Linked DNA regions of Homo sapiens: region 1 is linked to region 2. Evidence: chromatin loops called from intact Hi-C (ENCODE). Cell type or tissue: Calu3. All regions are shown on one strand. Each heading gives the region's core, and the rest is flanking DNA. Links, peaks and the distances in the headings are about the cores only. Region 1 has its middle 24 kb from the start of SRI. Region 2 overlaps LOC107986815 (a long non-coding RNA gene).

The links. Hi-C counts contacts between places; a loop is a spot of excess contacts. Peaks named below come from ENCODE experiments on the same cell type or tissue, not always from the same donor. Only the 100,000 strongest peaks of a DNase experiment are listed, where the experiment ranks them.
Region 1: a loop joins it to region 2, with 11 times the contacts of the local background. A loop is called at or near these places in 67 of 110 quality-filtered maps.

What each region holds. Positions count from the first base shown.
Region 1 is chr7:88,239,703-88,248,058 of GRCh38, forward strand. No RefSeq gene overlaps it. Among named protein-coding and RNA genes, the nearest start is that of SRI, 24 kb to the left of the region's middle. In Calu3, for the core only: a CTCF peak has its summit at 3,808; a DNase peak (open chromatin) is centred at 3,859.
Region 2 is chr7:88,354,063-88,362,418 of GRCh38, forward strand. All of the region lies in intron 1 of LOC107986815 (a long non-coding RNA gene), which reads left to right. Among named protein-coding and RNA genes, the nearest start is that of STEAP4, 51 kb to the left of the region's middle. In Calu3, for the core only: no CTCF peak of the experiment used is centred there; a DNase peak (open chromatin) is centred at 3,429.

The sequences.
Region 1 (8,356 bases), core at 41-8,040, 110 kb before region 2:
GTCATGGAAATATAAATCCCATAAGAATATTTTTTAGCTGGTCCACTTTGTGGGAGGCCCCATGTCTTGTTTGGTGATCACATACGTACCTAGAAGCCACAGAGGAAGACGTTCATTAAAGTATTGTTTACATAAGCAAAAATCAAAAATAATCTAATGCTAACTATTAAGAGTATGATTAAATAAATGGTATTAAATGCACTGTACATTTATTTAGTGGAATATTAGGCAACCACTAGTACATGGTTATGAAACCTAAGTAGCACCATAAGAACTTGTTACAATACTTAAAAGCAAAAAAAGCAGCATACAAAATAATATTCATACTATGATTACACTTGTGTGAAAAATGCATGCATAGGCAGAAAAAAGATTGAAAAGAAATATGTCAAAAAGATAATGATTGAGTGAAGTTCATGCAATTAAGAGTGTTTTTTTTTGTTTTTACTTCCCAAATAAACTATAATGTAGCAGTATTAGCTTGCATTTCAAAAAATAATTTAAAAAATATAGAGACGTGAATAGAAGATCCATAAACCTTACAAGAATTATAGGGAGAAAAACTACTTACAATTAATTTTTACAGGTGAAAAAATACTAACCTTACATTTATTAAGAGAGAAGTCAAGATAATACATAAGATATGAACCACAAATTGCACCCCCTCTCTAACAGTTATAATATTATCAGGAAATTTCAAAAAATAAGATGTTCTACCTATTTTGGTTAACAATATCTATGAAGTTGTAATGTACTTTATATTCTAATTCTACTGAATACAACTTAGTCCACTTCAAACTGTACACACATTATTAGAGCCTAAGGTATCACTAATAGCAGCCAAAATAAAAAATACATCACATAGAACCCTTTCTGTACTAAAAACACACAAAAAATTAGCCAGGTGTGGTGGTGGGTGCCTGTAATTCCAGCTACTTGGGAGGCTGAGGCAGGAGAATCTCTTGAACCTGGGAGATAGAGGCTGCAGTGAGCCGATGAGCCGAGATTGACTCATTGCACTCCAGCCTGGGTGACAGAGCGAAACTTCCTGTCAAAACAAAACAAAACAAACAAACAAAAGGATGTAAATTGCACATAGTGTTGGTTATATGAATGTTACCTTTCTTCAAGAGTACAATCATTTAATCTTAAATAACATTGCTCCATGGAATCAAATACTTAGATATTTTACAAAATGAAGCAGTTGTTACCAATTAAAAAAAAAAAAAACCAGGTGACACCATCCCTGGTAAATTGAAGTCTTCCTTTCAAAGGCAGAAGTTCTGTTAAGTGACCTATTAATTGGGATTATTAGTTGCCTAAGCTACTCCCATCCATCCATCCATCCATCCATCCATCCATCCATCCATCCATCCATCTATCCATCCATGCACTAATTAATTAAAACAAATACACACTGGCCGTCTTTTCCATGTCAGGCTCAGAGTGTTGGGCTGTTAAAAAGTTAAATCCCACAAGGGATAGTTCTTTGGAATCATGTACAGTTTTCACTTCTTGTTTCCCCTGAAGTACATAAAAGTGAGTTGTGTTTACCATACACTTTGAAGAACTTCAAGTCTAATCCTTTTTTTTTTTTTTTTTTTTTGAGATGGATTCTGCTCTGTCGCCCAGGCTGGATTGCAGCGGTGTGATCTCGGCTCACGGCAACCTCTGCCTCCTGGTTTCAAGCAATTCTCATGCTTCAGCTTCCTGGGTAGCTGGGATTACAGGCGCGCGCCACCATGTCTGGCTCATTTTTTTTTTTTTTTTTTTTTGTATTTTTAGTAGGGACGGGATTTCGCCATGTTGTCCAGGCTGGCCTTGAACTCCTAGCCTCAAGTGATCTGCCCTCCCAAATGCTGGGATTACAGGCATGAGCCACTGTGCCTGGCCCAAGTCTAATCTTTTTCATCCAAGATTCCATATCTCCAAAAATTGGGCACCAATTTACTTTCCCACTTTTTTCCTTCCAACAAGTCTGGGTAATTCCCATGGGATTGTCAGCCTGTTCTTGTCTGCATTTTTTGTTTGTTCATTAGTTCATCTGTTTATTAACGTTTTGAGTACCTATTATAAAGCTAATGTAAAGCTTGGTGCTCTGGGGTGATATGAACAAAATGCAAAAATTAGTTTGCGCTGTTCTGAAGCTTAGAATTAATCACCTCTTCTCTGCGACCCTGAAGTACTTTGTACATGCTCTGGTGCAGCTTTTTCATACACTGTTAATGGGTTAATCACCCATATATGGTAAATCTCCAGCACCTGGTAAAATAAGTGACTTATATTAGACATCTGTATACTTTGTAAACATATAGTTTATACAGAGAAACATGACATCTACACATGTAATACACATATAATAATACTATCAATACAAGTTATAGTTAGGAGACAAAGTGAGTTGTATTAACAGGAAATACTATAACAGTGCTAAGAAAAGGAAAAACCAAATAATTCCTTTGTTCATGCTGTATTTTCATCATTAAATGTCCTTCCTCATCTGTGTTCTATTCCATACCCAGCTGAATACTTCTTCTGTGATGTCACCCAAGACTACAGCTCTTATCACGTCTTGATGAATTAAATCTCTTTTTGCAACAACTTATCAAGTATACATGAATCCTCAATAAAATTATAAAACTTTCGGGCAGTCACTGGTAACATTTGCCTCTATGTCTCTTACAGTATCTTGTAAAAAACAGATCCTCAGAAATTATGGGATGATTTTGTTTGCCAGATGCATGGAATGAGCTACTTTAAATTTCACATAAAATTCTAAAGTAGACTCTTATGAATAAAATATTGAATGTAATGCATACATGCTATTTTAACTACTTGTATCTGTGTAATGCTTTACAGTATATAAATGTTTTATATACATTTTACTGCTGGATATTTTAAAATTTGTTATTCATGTTTATAATCTTTGTTTTACAGATGATTATAATCAGGTTAATTTAAGTCAAAGTAACTTGCCCCTGGTTTCACTAATAAATAGCCAAGTTAGATTTGAATTTAGGTCTTCTCAAACCAAATCTCTTGTTTTCTAATAATATTATATAGTGTACTAAATGTCCACATTAATTTAATTATAGAATACGAAAGCGATTAGATTCTGCTTAAGTGGTAACTGACACAAACATCATAAAAAGTAATAGGTTGTTATTAAAAAACAAGTTATTAGCAAAAGGCAAAATTTAGAAAAATTAGAAAAAGTCATGAATACACTGTGATTATATCAGGGCTAATTTCATTACCTCACACAAAAACAGTTAATTTACAAAGATAGGTTGCTAAAACCTCAGGGTTTTTTTTTTTTTTTTTTTGACAAATTGAAATTTTTAATGTAGACTTCTGCAAGACACTACTAGAAAAAAATATATATAATGAACATTAAAAAATTTAATTCTCAGAAAAGGATGAAAAACACTGATTTATAAGAAAAGAAAAAGGAGGCCTTAAACTCGGGAAAATTAAAATGGCAGTAAATTGAATGGAAGAAAACGAGTCTTTAAGGAGTGATCTAGTGCTGTGTCTCACAGGAATATGGAAAAGAGATCACCAACTTGTAGTTTCTATTACTCTATGTTTATTTGTTATTCATTTTTTTCTACATTAAGTAGCTTTTTTTTATTTTTAGTTTTTAGTTTCAAAATGTGTAGTATTTTATGTTTGGTGATTTTACAGCTAATGTTGCATTTCACTGAAGCTTGGTCAGTGGTATACTGCCCATATCCACAAGGTGTCATTATAACATTGTATTTGGTTTGAAACCTTTCTTGCATTTTTCACTCATTTGTTTTCGCATTTACAGTAAGCTTCAACAAGGACATTTCACAGTGGGTGCCACTGGAGGATGCTAGTTGCTCTGAGGGAAATTGCTAAGGCTAGAGGAGTTTTGAAAAAAGCTGAAGGCTGGACCAATGAAGCTACTGATGGGCAACACTGACCAGAACTGGAACAATTGGAAGCAATGTTGTTTTCCTCTTTTCTCACCTTTCACTCCCATTATGTAACCCTAGTAACAAAACACAATAGGCAGTTAGTGGGCAAGGGAGTCTGGGAAAGATATTCCGCAGAGTCCCAGCACAGAGCAGAGTAGAACAGAGTAGGATTGGAGCTGAGAGATAGTAAGTAAATAGGCAGCAGAAATATGTCAAGCAACAATACCCCATGTAAGTAGAAGGGGATGGTGGTTGGAATCCTTGTATTATTTAGAAGGAGAGTAAAAATGTTGATTCTCTTTAAAATTCAAAAAAGTTAAATATGCATATTACAATTTCTAGGGTACCTACTATAAAGACCAAAATAAACTTTCAAAGCAGAAACAGGAAACAAAAATGGGATGAGGGGAAATAGTCCATTAATCCAAGAAAAGGCAAGAAAGGGGAAATTATTATTATAAAGCAACATAAAATGAGATATGTGAAATAAATCCAAATATATTAGTAATCACAATCAATTTAAATGGATTGAACTTTCCGGTTAAAATAGATTTGATTTATCAAAACAACATAATACAGGCATAAAAAGACATACGAACCAATGGAACAAGATAGAGAGCCTAGAATTAAATCCACACATTTACAGTTAGTTGATTTTCAACAAAGATGCCAAGAATGTATAATGGGAAAAGGATAGTCTCTGTGTGAAATGATATGTAACCTTTAGTGTCTTCTATCCTTGATGCACATGCTATTTAGAAATCTGGAAAGCAGTTGGAAATGGAATCATTTATGTCAAGTATAAACATTGATATGATCTTTAGCTTAATTAAAACCACAGGAACAGACCTGAAAAAATAATCAAATTTCCAAGCAGGTACTTGGAAAGTCTATCCTGAGATATCTGATTGATTAGACATCCTGCAAGCAGCAAAGCCTTTCTGTAGCTATCTCTCAGAAGCTAATGCTTTTATGTTAGTCACATATGCAATTTCCTCCCGCAGGCTATTTATGAGTTTTTATTTTTATTTTCTAATGGAAAAAATTATTCAACTACATAAACATAGTTAGCATTAAAAATTATTTTAAATCATATATGAAGAATTTCATTTGTATATTTCTAACATTTGGGTAACCTGTTAGTATAGATTTTATTTCCTTTCTACCTTTGTCCTCCTAAATCAGAGAAACAACTTATTTTATCCTGTATTTCAAAGCAGATCAATGACTGAATTCTATAAATACTTCAGAATTATGTTATGTGTGTGTCTGTGTATGTGTGTATACCCTTATATATACACACATGCATATATCTACATTTATTTCTTTATTCAACTAATATTTACAAGCATGGACTATGTGTAGAATAGTCTTAGAGGTACAGGGAGGGCATAGGATAGACAAGACAAAGTTATTGTTCACTGTGTACCTTCATTTATTTTGTATATTCTTCCATATATTTTTAGGTATCCTTTTAACTCTTTAGGCCCCTTTATAGCTCTAAATATTTCCATCTATTATACATACATGTGTAGTTTGTTTCTCTATTCCTGTCATGAAGACATCCTATCATTAGTAATGTAATTAATATACATTTGGTGCTTTTTAAAGAAACAATTGACACAAAATAATTGTACATATTTGTGTACATAAGATACAAATACGTACATAAATATGTGTACATATTTGGTACTATGTGATGTTTTGATACACATATACATTGTGTGATTATCAAATCAGGGTAATTAGCATATCCATCATCACAAACATTTATCATTTTTTTGTAGTAAGAACATTCAAAATGTTCTTTCTAGCTATTTTGAAATATTCAATACATTATTGTTAACTATATTCACTCTACTGTGCAATAAGACAATAGAACTCATTCTTCCTATCTATTTGTAACTTTATACCCATTGACCGATCCTCCCTATTTCCCCTCCACTTTCTCCTTTCCCCACTTGCTGGTAACCACTGGTCTATTCACTGCTTTTATGAGATGAACTTTTTAGATTCTACTTATAAGTAACATCATTTGTCTTTCAGTGTCTGGTTTATTTCAAGTAACATAATCTCTTTCATGTTGTCTTATACGACAGGATTTTATTCTTTTTTATAGATGAATAGTATTCCATTATGTTTATATACCACATTTTCTTTATCCATTCATCCATGGATTAACACATAAATTGATTTTATATCTTGACTATTGTGAACAGTGCTACAATGAACGTGGAAATGCAGGTATCTCTTTGTTGTGTACTATGTACCTTCTAGTCTTAATATGGTAGCTCTATTTTTATATTTTTGAAGAACCTCCATACTGTTTTCCGTAATGGCCATAATAATTTACATTCCCACCAAAGGTTACAAGAGTTCTCTTTTCTCCATATCCTCTCCAATACTTGTTATCTTTTGTTTTCGATAATAGCCATTCTAACAGGCATGAGGTGATATCTTGTGGTTTTAGTTTGCATTTCACTTATGATTAGTAATTTGAACATCTTTTCCTATGCTTTCTGGTCATGTGTATGCCTCCTTTTGAGAAATGTCTATTATGGTGTTTTGCCCATTTTTAAATCATATTATTTGTTTGTTTTGCTATTGAGTTGTTCGAGTTTTTTAGATATTCTGGATATTAACCCCTTGTCATAGGTATAGTTTACAAACATTTTTCTCCCATTCTGTAGGTTATCTCTTCTCTCTTGATTGTTCCCTTTGTCCATTTTTTTATATTATTGCCAGAATTTTTGGAGTCATATCCAGCAAATTATTTCCCAGGCCATTGTCCTGAAATGTTTCTCCAAGTTTTTCTTCCAGTAGTTTCATAATGTCAGGCCTCATGTTTAAGTCTTTAATCCATTTGGAGGTGATTTTTGTACATGGTGTATGATAGGGATCTAGTTTCAATCTTCTGTGTATGGATATCTAATTTTCCCAGCACCGCTTATTGAAGAGACTGCTCTTTTCCCCAGTATGGGCATCTTTGTTGAAAATCAGTTGGCTGCAGTTACATGAATTTATTTCTGTGGTCTTTATTCCTTTCCATTGGTCTGTATGTCTGTTTTTAATGCTTATATCATCCTGTTTTGGTTGTGTTGTGTTTTGGTTGTGACAGGGTGATCCCTGTGATATACTGTTTTGTTGTGATGCCACCAGCTTGTTTTATTTTTTTTCTGCTAAAGAAAAATTTGGTGTATTTTGTTGTTCTATACACATTGTAAGATTTTTTTTCTATTTCTGTGAAGAATGTTGTTGATATTTTGATAGGAGTTACATTGACTCTGTAGATCCCTTTGGGTAGTATGGACATTTTAATAATATTAACTATTCCAATCCATGAACATGGGATATCTTTCCATTTATTTGTGTTCTGTTCAACTTCTTTTACTTATGTTTTATAGTTTTCGGTGTAGAGATCTTTCACCTTCTTTTAAAATTTATTTCTAAGTACTTTTTTGTATTAATAGTTACATGAATGGTATTGTTTTCTTGATTTCTCTTTAAGATAGTTTATTACTGGTATATAGAAATGCTACTAATTTGGGTATGTTGATTTTGTATCCTACAACTTCACTGAATTTGTTTAAGAGTGCTAATGGTTTTTGGTGGAGTCTTTAGGGTTGTCTACATATACAGTCATGTCATCTGCAAATGAGGACAGTTTGAATTCTTATTTTCCAATTTGGATACCCTTTATTTGCTTCTCTTGACTAATTGCTATGGCTAAGACTTCCAATACTATGTTGAATAGAAGTGGTGAAAATCAGCATCCCTGTCTTGTTCTAGAACTTAGAGAAAAAACTTTCAACTTTTTCTCATTTAGTATCATGTTAACTGTGGGTTTATCATATATGGACCTTGTATAGTATGTACCTTCTAATCCTAAGTTGTTGATTTTTTTTAATCAAGAAGTGATATTTCATTTCATTTAATGCTTTTTCTGCATTTATTGAAATGATCATATGGTTTTGGTCTTTCATTCTTATGTGATATATATCACATTTATTGACTTGCGTATATTGAACCATCTTTGCATCACTGGGATAAATCCCACTTGACCATCATAGATAATCTCTTTAATGTGCTGTTAAATTCAGTTTGCAAGTATTTTGTTGAGGAGTTTTGCATCTATGTTCATCAGAGATATAGTGTTCTTTTTGTGTTGTGTTTTGCTCTGATTTTGGTATCAGGGTAATTCTGGCCTTGTAGAATGAATTAGGAATTAAGTAATCTCCTTCAATTTTCTTGAGTAGTCTGACAATAATTTGGTATTAGTTCCTCCTTAAATGATTGGTAGATTTCAGCAACAAAAAAAGCTATCCAGCTCATGGGTTTTTCTCTGATGGAAGACGTTTTACAACTTATTCAATTTCCTCACTTTTTATTATTCTGCTCAGATTTTCTATTTC
Region 2 (8,356 bases), core at 329-8,328:
TAAGTCCCTGCCTACTTCTGGTCTTATAATGAACTCTTCGCCATTAATAAATCTCCTTCTAGTTCCCAAATCCACCTGATTTCATGCCTTTCCTTCTCAGTAGTCCTAGAATCCTGCCTGTTCATCTTCTCCCCACCTCCACTGTCTCTCCAACTAGCAAGCAAGAGGAGAACAGTTAAGAAAGGAAAACACTTAGCTGGCTGGCTTATAACTCTGAGTATTTGACATTTATTGAAATGGCAACCTTCAGAAATTCTTTTCTGACTCAATTTCCAGCTCATTTTATACAAAAAAGCATTTTGCTCTTTCTCAATTTTGTTAGGAAAATCAGTTGCCTTTTTCAAGAAATAACAATATTATTTGCATAAAGCAATGTAAAATGTTAGTATTTCTTTTTGAGAAAAATAAATGTATGAGTTTGCAGTATTTAAAAATAATCTGATCAAACCAGGAAACTCAGGTTGAGGTATGGCAGAAGCACTGCCCTTCTGTGGTTCTAGCAGAGGCATCCACAGTGAGTTAGTTGCAGGGAATATACCTGTGGGGGAATGACCAAGTTATCCTAGGGTTATTGGAGAAAATTCACACCATAAGAGCAGGTACTCTGGATAATATCTGGGTATCCCTTCTGTATGAAATTAGAAGGAATTTATAATGTTTTAATATAAAACTAAATGGAATCACTGACCATTTTATTGGTGGGAGGTCAATGCTGTTGTTTCAAAAAGTAGAAAGCAGAGAGTTAGTCTGTAGAAACTGGACATTGAAAGTGGGGAGCACCTGTCTTAAGGTAGCTCTCAACCTAAGAAAAACTTTGGGTAAGTCCCCTTACTTTCAAAATATTCTTCAGTCTAAAGCAGAGGTTCTCAAAATTGAGGATGCATCAGAATCACCTGGAGGACTTGGTGTAGCACATTGCTGGGCTCATCCCCAGAGTTTCTGAATTAGCAGGATGGGATGGGGCCTGAAAATGTGTACTTTAACAAGTTCTTAGGTGGTGCTGATGCTGGCAGTCTGGGGCAAGACTTTAAGAACCACTGGGCTAAAGAATATGTAATGCCTACATCGTATTTTATGAATTAAGCGGGTAATTATAAACATGACAATGCCCTTTGAGTTGGAAAGTCACTTCTGTAATATGTAGGTAGGAAATGGTTACAAAACAATAGTAAAAAGGGAACTAACATTTTTTGTTAGTTACAGGAAAATTACTCAATACCTTTTCTTTAAAAAGAAAAACAATACTCAGAAGGATAAAGGCAAGAGAGAATCCTGTCAAAAATTTCAAAAAGACTTAGGTTTAAGCAGCACATGTGAGGTGGTTTAAAAATACGAACACATACACATACACCACTTTTTAATCTAATGTATTGCTTCTTCTTAATTGGCTGATAAATCACCAATAATACAATTAGACAATATTAGAATTATAGTAGACATTATTGTGTGATTTTCAAAACAGCTGATAATTACAACAATAGTAATAGAAAGTAAAGATTTTTTTTCTGGTTGGGGGAAATAAAAAAAAAACTATCATGGGAATTAAATTATCAAACAAATTCTTTTTGTGCCTCCCAGTTGTTCATCATGCCATAACAGTTGAACAGAATCAAGCCCATTTTCTTTTGAAGTTCACTTTTTGATTAATGAGGCAAGTGATAATAGAATAAATTGACATTAGTATTTTTTAAAGCAATTGTCAGTGAATATCCTGAGATGTGTACACATTCAACTCAATCTTGTGCTATTCTGACACTTCCATTTGCAATATTGTAAAATTATCTTAAATTTCCATGCTATGATCCTTTGTCCCCATATCATGGGGACATCCATCATCCATTCCCACATGGTATATTAGTCACCATTCTCCAGAACCTTCACACACACACACATACACACACACACCACATATAAAGACATTTATTATAGGGTATTGCCTCTTGTGAATTATGGAGGTCAAGTAGTTCCAGATCTGCTGTCTACAAACTGGAGACCCAAGAAAGCCTGTGATGTAATTCAAAGACCTGAGAGCCAGAGAACCAATGGTGTAGATATTATCCCCAGTCTCAAGGTTTGAGAACCAAGAGTGTTGAAGGCAGGAGAAGATTGATGTCCCAGCTCAAAAGCTAGGCAGAGAGAGCAAATCCAACATTTCTCCTCTTTTTTGTTCTACTCAACACCTGGATGGATGGGATGAAGCCCTCCCACGTTAGGGAGGGTCATCTGCTTTACTTAGTCCACCTATCCAAATGCGAATCTTTCTGAAACACCTTCACAGATACATCCAGAGATAATATTTAATCAGATATCTGGCATCCTGTGGCCCAGTCAAGTTGACACATATGTGTAAAATTAACCATCACACACGGACATTTAAGTATTACTTACAAAAACACGAACATGTACAGATACATGTTGCAAATATTTTCACCTATAGAAATGAGATGCTAAGGCTTTCCTAGATAATTGTCAATTATCTAGAATATGGAATTAATCAGAGTACCCCACTCCCTGTGATTTTGCTGTCTGAAAGGTGCATCACATAAGAAGATAAAATTGTTAGTCCCTAATGTCTTTGGGTCTTTTTAAAAATTTGATAATAGATTATGTTGAGGGACCCAAAGCAGCTATGTCCACAGGGCAAAGTGACATGTGGATCAAAGCCATTCTAACCAACTGAGATAATTATATACATCATAAATTCTGAAAAGAGGCATCATCCTTATAGGAAGTGAGTTAAAAATCAAAAGTCACTTCATTATTCCCTTTAGAAACATTTAGAATTTCTATATAATATGGTCATGTAAAAATCAAACCAACAGTACCTCAAAAAAAGAACAGCAATAAAAAGAACATATTCAGGAGTATTGAAATCCTTTTTATCATACTTATATAATGTATAAGACTTATATGATTAATCATTATCACCATAGCTAGTGTGTGATTTAGATCATTTAGGATATTAGAAATAATTCTCATGAGGAGATTTCACTTCAGCTCCTTGCAAACACACACGTACAACATATAGATGCTGAATGAAAGTATTCATTTCAGATGAGAGCATATTAGCTTGTTAGCCTGGAAATTCTGTCGAAACTCCTGACTAATCAAAAATATGTATTTGAACAATTTGCTGTTGTGAATTCAGCCTTTTGGAACCTTCTACCTCTCTTCAATTATAGTGTCAGAGTGTTCTGTTGCTTAATTCCCACAATAATTAAATAATTTATAAATAATGCATACCTCATCTCCTCCCAAGAAAGAATTTAAGGAGGAGGCTGCATTTAACTAGGAAACTACCATAAATATATAATGAGGTGGATTTCAGTACTCTCTCCTCGGTGACTGGAAGGTCACTCCTCCTTGCCAGGGAAACAGAGAAACACACTCTCTGCCAGCCTGTGGACAAAGTGAACAGGACAGGACAACACTGCCTCCTTCTGCTGGGATTGGCTCATGTTGGGGGTGGAAGGCTGATGGGTTAGTCCTTAGGAACATGAACCAGTTCAAATTTTGCCTCTTCCACACACTAGCTTTGTGATCTAGGAAAAGGCACCTGGTCTCTCTGTATTCATTTTCAGTTATTTTATTTCAGAAATAATTACTAAATTAATTATTTTAGTAATAATTATAGTTATCTCATGCAGTTGTTGAGAGGATTAAATGAGTTTTAAAAAATAGAATGTGAGAAAAATGCCTGGTGGTTAGTAAGTACTACTTGAGTGCCAACTAGTTAGACATAGCTTTCTATTCAATTAAGACGACAGTTCTTCAAAGATGCCACACTTAAACCAGTCCCAGTGCTGTGGTATCATAGGCACCTGCACTTTTCTTTATGACACATCTTCATTTGCAATTGATATTTAAGGCTCTGAATCTGTTTCTCCCATGAGGCTGTAAGCTCCAGGAAGGCTGGAATCTTGTCTGTCTGGCTTAACACTCTTATCTCTGGTATATACACAGTGCCCAACATGAAGCAGTTATTCAATAACTAGCTGTTGAATGAATGAATCCAGAAAGACATGCCTATAAACATGCTAATCGAGATGGGATTTCTAGTAATTATTTTGTTAGTTTTGCAAATTTTTATTATCTAAGTTTTGGTACTTACTGTGTTTTCTTTGTGCAATAATGAAAGTAAAGTCCTGTTATATCACCTCTATGTACTATTGTAAATCACTTCAGTAAGGCAGCAATAGAGCTGTCAGATGAAATTCATATTTTATTTTTTGTGGACCTCTGGAATAGGTTAGTAGTTTTCAATTGGGGGTAATTTTGTGATACGTCCTCCCTCCCCACTAGACGTTTGTCAATGTTTGGAGATATTTTTGATTGTCACAATTGCAGAAGTGCTACTGACATCTAGTGTACAGAGGGCAGGGATGCACAGGACAGTCCCTTACCACAGTGAAAACCATCAAGTCTGAAATGTTAATAGTGCAAAGGTTAAGAAACCCTGGCACAGATGGATAGAGCCTAGTAAAAAAAAAAAAAAAAGTTTGTATAACTTCCAAAATTGGTTGAGATGTTAAATAATATGACATCAGAATTTTAAAAGTTAATGAATAACTAAAAGTTAATAATTAAAAGAATTTATTGTAAATTTTTTGGTGGTTTGTATTTGCTTCATGGTGTAATTTGCTGATAGTTTTAGTATTTAATGTAGCATATTCACCAATATTATCTATGTCAGTAGAGAACTTTATAGTCTGCTACGTGTTTTTCTCTTTACAACCAGTGAAAGCGGTTTTAAAAGAAAAGCACCAATTGACTGTTTACATACTGCTGAATAACCACTTTGGCAGATTTATTTTTTTAAAGAACAGTTCATGAATAAATTTAGCCAAAGCTGTTAGGCAGAGAGTACAAATAACCATATTGCCTATAGAATGTTGCTTGTAGCTCTGGACTAATAAAGCACAAATAAGATAGGGATATCTAATGTTTATGTAGCTTGGTCTATTTGAGTTTAACACCTGGGATGGTGTTAGCCAGGATAGGTTAGGTTCTGCTGCAGTAACAACAACTCAGTGGCTTTAACGTAGCGAAAGTTTATTTCTTCTTCAGAGTAACTCTCCCATACAACTGCCTCTGTGTGACAACTCAGCAATCCAGCTGGGGAAGGTGGCATTATCCTGGAACTGCACTTTTTGGAACAGATAGCCTTATTAGTCAGTGTGGTGGGGAAAAGAGAACATGGTAAATTGCATGTTAACTCTAATGCTTTCACATGGAATTGACACAGGTGACTTCCAGTAACATTCTATTCACCTCACAAATAACACACCATGGCCAGATTCAGGGACCCAGGGAAGTTTAATCTACCCAGGTTGCATAGGAGAAACAAATATTTCTGAGCCTGAGTAATAGCTATCATAGCTAGCTTTAGTATTTGTTTACCTTTATATATGGTTGTTCAGTACGGTTATTAAGGAAGTATATTTGCTGAATGCACAGATACTATTTCTCATGCCAAATTAACCTAATTTCATTATGCTTATTTGGGTTCTCTATATCTCACTTAATGAATTTGTAAGGTGCTTCTAAATATTTAGGCTTCTAAATGAAAGTCTTTGCCAGATGCTATGGTCCCTGATTTCTCAAATAGGCTAACATATTCCACAGTACTGAATGCTAAAGGAAAAGATGGTGGTCTTTTCATTTTACATAATGGTAAGTAATCAAACATTATTTTTGTGGTAAATCAAAAATTGAGATACCTCAGAATGAAAATAAAGATGAATTTTTAAGATTAAAAAAAGAGACCTCCATGAAATTTTGTGCTGTGGCAGGCTGCTTTTTGCTATGCTCCAGGGGAAAGTATTTACTTTCCTCTGCTACCAAGACTACTTTACTGGACAGAAGCACTGCTTGTGTATCTAAGTTTTTATTCATCTTTGATATGGTTATTTTCTTGTCTTCATTTTGTTTTTTAATATAGCTCTTCTTCTGGGACCCATTATTATATACATCATAAAAACGGGGGATTTTTGCAAACAAGAATTCACAATTCTATTCTGTATCCTACTAACAGCTTGATAAGAGAAACTAAATAATACAATTGATCATTGCGTTCATTATTCTAGACCACTACATGGAATTGCGAGAAGATGGAGAACTATACCCACTCTTTCCTATTTTACCATGTGATTTGTCCACTTCTGGTTTATATTACCTATAGCTATCTGAGTCTGTATTTACACATTTATTCATTTTTCATCCATCAAACAACTTTTGAGCATCCACCCTATGGCATTATGCTAGGTACTGGGGATTAGGACAAAATGAATAAGACAGTGTCTCCCCTCAAAGACCTCACTTCTAGTAGGTGACGGCTACAGGGGTTATGAAATGTCTCATTCATTTCACTTATATTTATTGAGCACTGATATGTGACAGACACTGAGGAATACTATAGTGAATGAGAGGCAGTAGAGTGTAGTGTTTGAGAGAAGTGTCTCAGCAGTCAGACTGGAATCAAATTGCATTGTAAGGCCTCATGGAGGCTCTTCAGCTACCTTGTGCCTCAGTTTCCTTATGTGTAAAACTTGAATATTGTAGTTGCAATATTGTGATATAAGAAATTTAAATTTGGTCTTTGTCCCCATTTCCTGGCACAGAGTTCATTAAACCCTTGTAATTTCCTAAGAGATAGGAGTGTTAAGAGCATCTTTTGTTCTAATATTTGGTCTTTGACCCCAGTTCCTGATTCAGAATTCCTAAATCCTGTGGAATTTTCTGGGTGATAGAAGTGTCTTTTGTTCTAGTGAGGTGACTCTTGGTGGGTTCCTAGATAGCTTCAGGGTTGGGGTTGGTCACCAGAAAGACCAAGCTATGATTAGAAGCTGGGAACTTTCAGCCCCACTTTCACATTCTCCAGAAAGGAGATGGGGGCTGGAGATTGAGTTAATGATAGATTGTGCCTATGTGTTCAAGCCTCCATAACAAACCCTTAAAGACAAGGTTTGGAGAGCCTCTGGGTTAATTAACACATTCATGTGCTGGGAGGTGGATGCACCCCAACTCCATGGGGACAGAAACCCCTGCAGTAGTAATTCATCCTATGTAACTATTCATGTGGCTGGTTGTACCCTTTATCATATCCTTTATTATATAATAAATGTTGCAGGGCTTTTCCTTAGTTCAGCTAAAGATGGGGGTCGTTATCACACAGCCACGAAAATTTAGGCTCACAGATGATTCGAAGAGTGAGAAAAATGGGATTTATTGGGCAAAAAGGGGAAACAGACTCTTAGCGAAGTGAGAGTGTGCTTCCTGCCTGTGGGCTTCCCGCCTCGCAGGTTGAATCCCAGATTCCACACAGGAAGAGGAGGGGCCGGGCTCCTCCCCTATGAAAAGGGCACTAACTTCCGTGGTTCCAGCCTAGTGTGCAGGCCAGCTGCAGTTTTTCCAGGAAGCCCTTCCCACCTGTCTGTCTCACAAGTAAGCATAAACAAGTGTTTCTCTGAATTCTGTGAGTCCTAACAAATGATGAAACCTGAGGAGGGTGGTCATGGTAACCACTGATTTATAGCCAGTTGGTCAGAAGTGCTAGAGGCCTGAACTTGCATTTGGTATCCGAAGTGGGAGGCAGTCTTGTGGAACTGAGCCTTTAATGTGGGATTTGATGCTAACTCCAAGTAGATAGTGTCAGTACTGAATTGAATTGCAGGACACCCAGCTGACGTTTGGGTAGTTAGAGAATTGCTTGGTGTGGAAAAAAACCCCACATATTTGGTGTCAGAAGTATTGTGAGAGTACAGAGGAAAAAAAATTATTTTTCTTGTACAGTAGTTTATCAGAAAACCGGTTACAAATATTACTTTAAAAAACAGTGAGAAAAATACAGCTCTATCATTTTCTGGTTTTTATGTAACACTTTTTTTTTTTCTCAAATCATGGAAAAAAGCCATTGCAAATCACATTCTTCAAGGGACTTAACCAGGTAAGACGTTTGATCCAAGGGCAAGACAACCCCAATCAGAAGTTTCGTTTTGCAGAAGCCGCTTCCATTTTACCAGGCTCTGAAATTCTAAAACATCTCCTGTCTTCCCCTATTACCAGGGCCTTGTGCTTGCTTTAAGAGTGGGCATTCATCAGGGGTACAGGTAATTGTCAACAACCTAAGGGGCTACCTTGGCACCAGAGCGGCAAGTGCCTGCTACTTAAGAATTTTATATTGCCTTCATGAAAGAGCTTCACCAGTGTGATTTAACTTTGCAAAGGAATAGATATAGAAAGAACTCAGTGGAGACCCATTCTTTGGTAATATTTGCATTTTATAGGAAGCGTACATATAAATTTCCCATTCTATAGTAGTATGGCTTTAATCTTAATGAATGCCATTTTGGTGGTA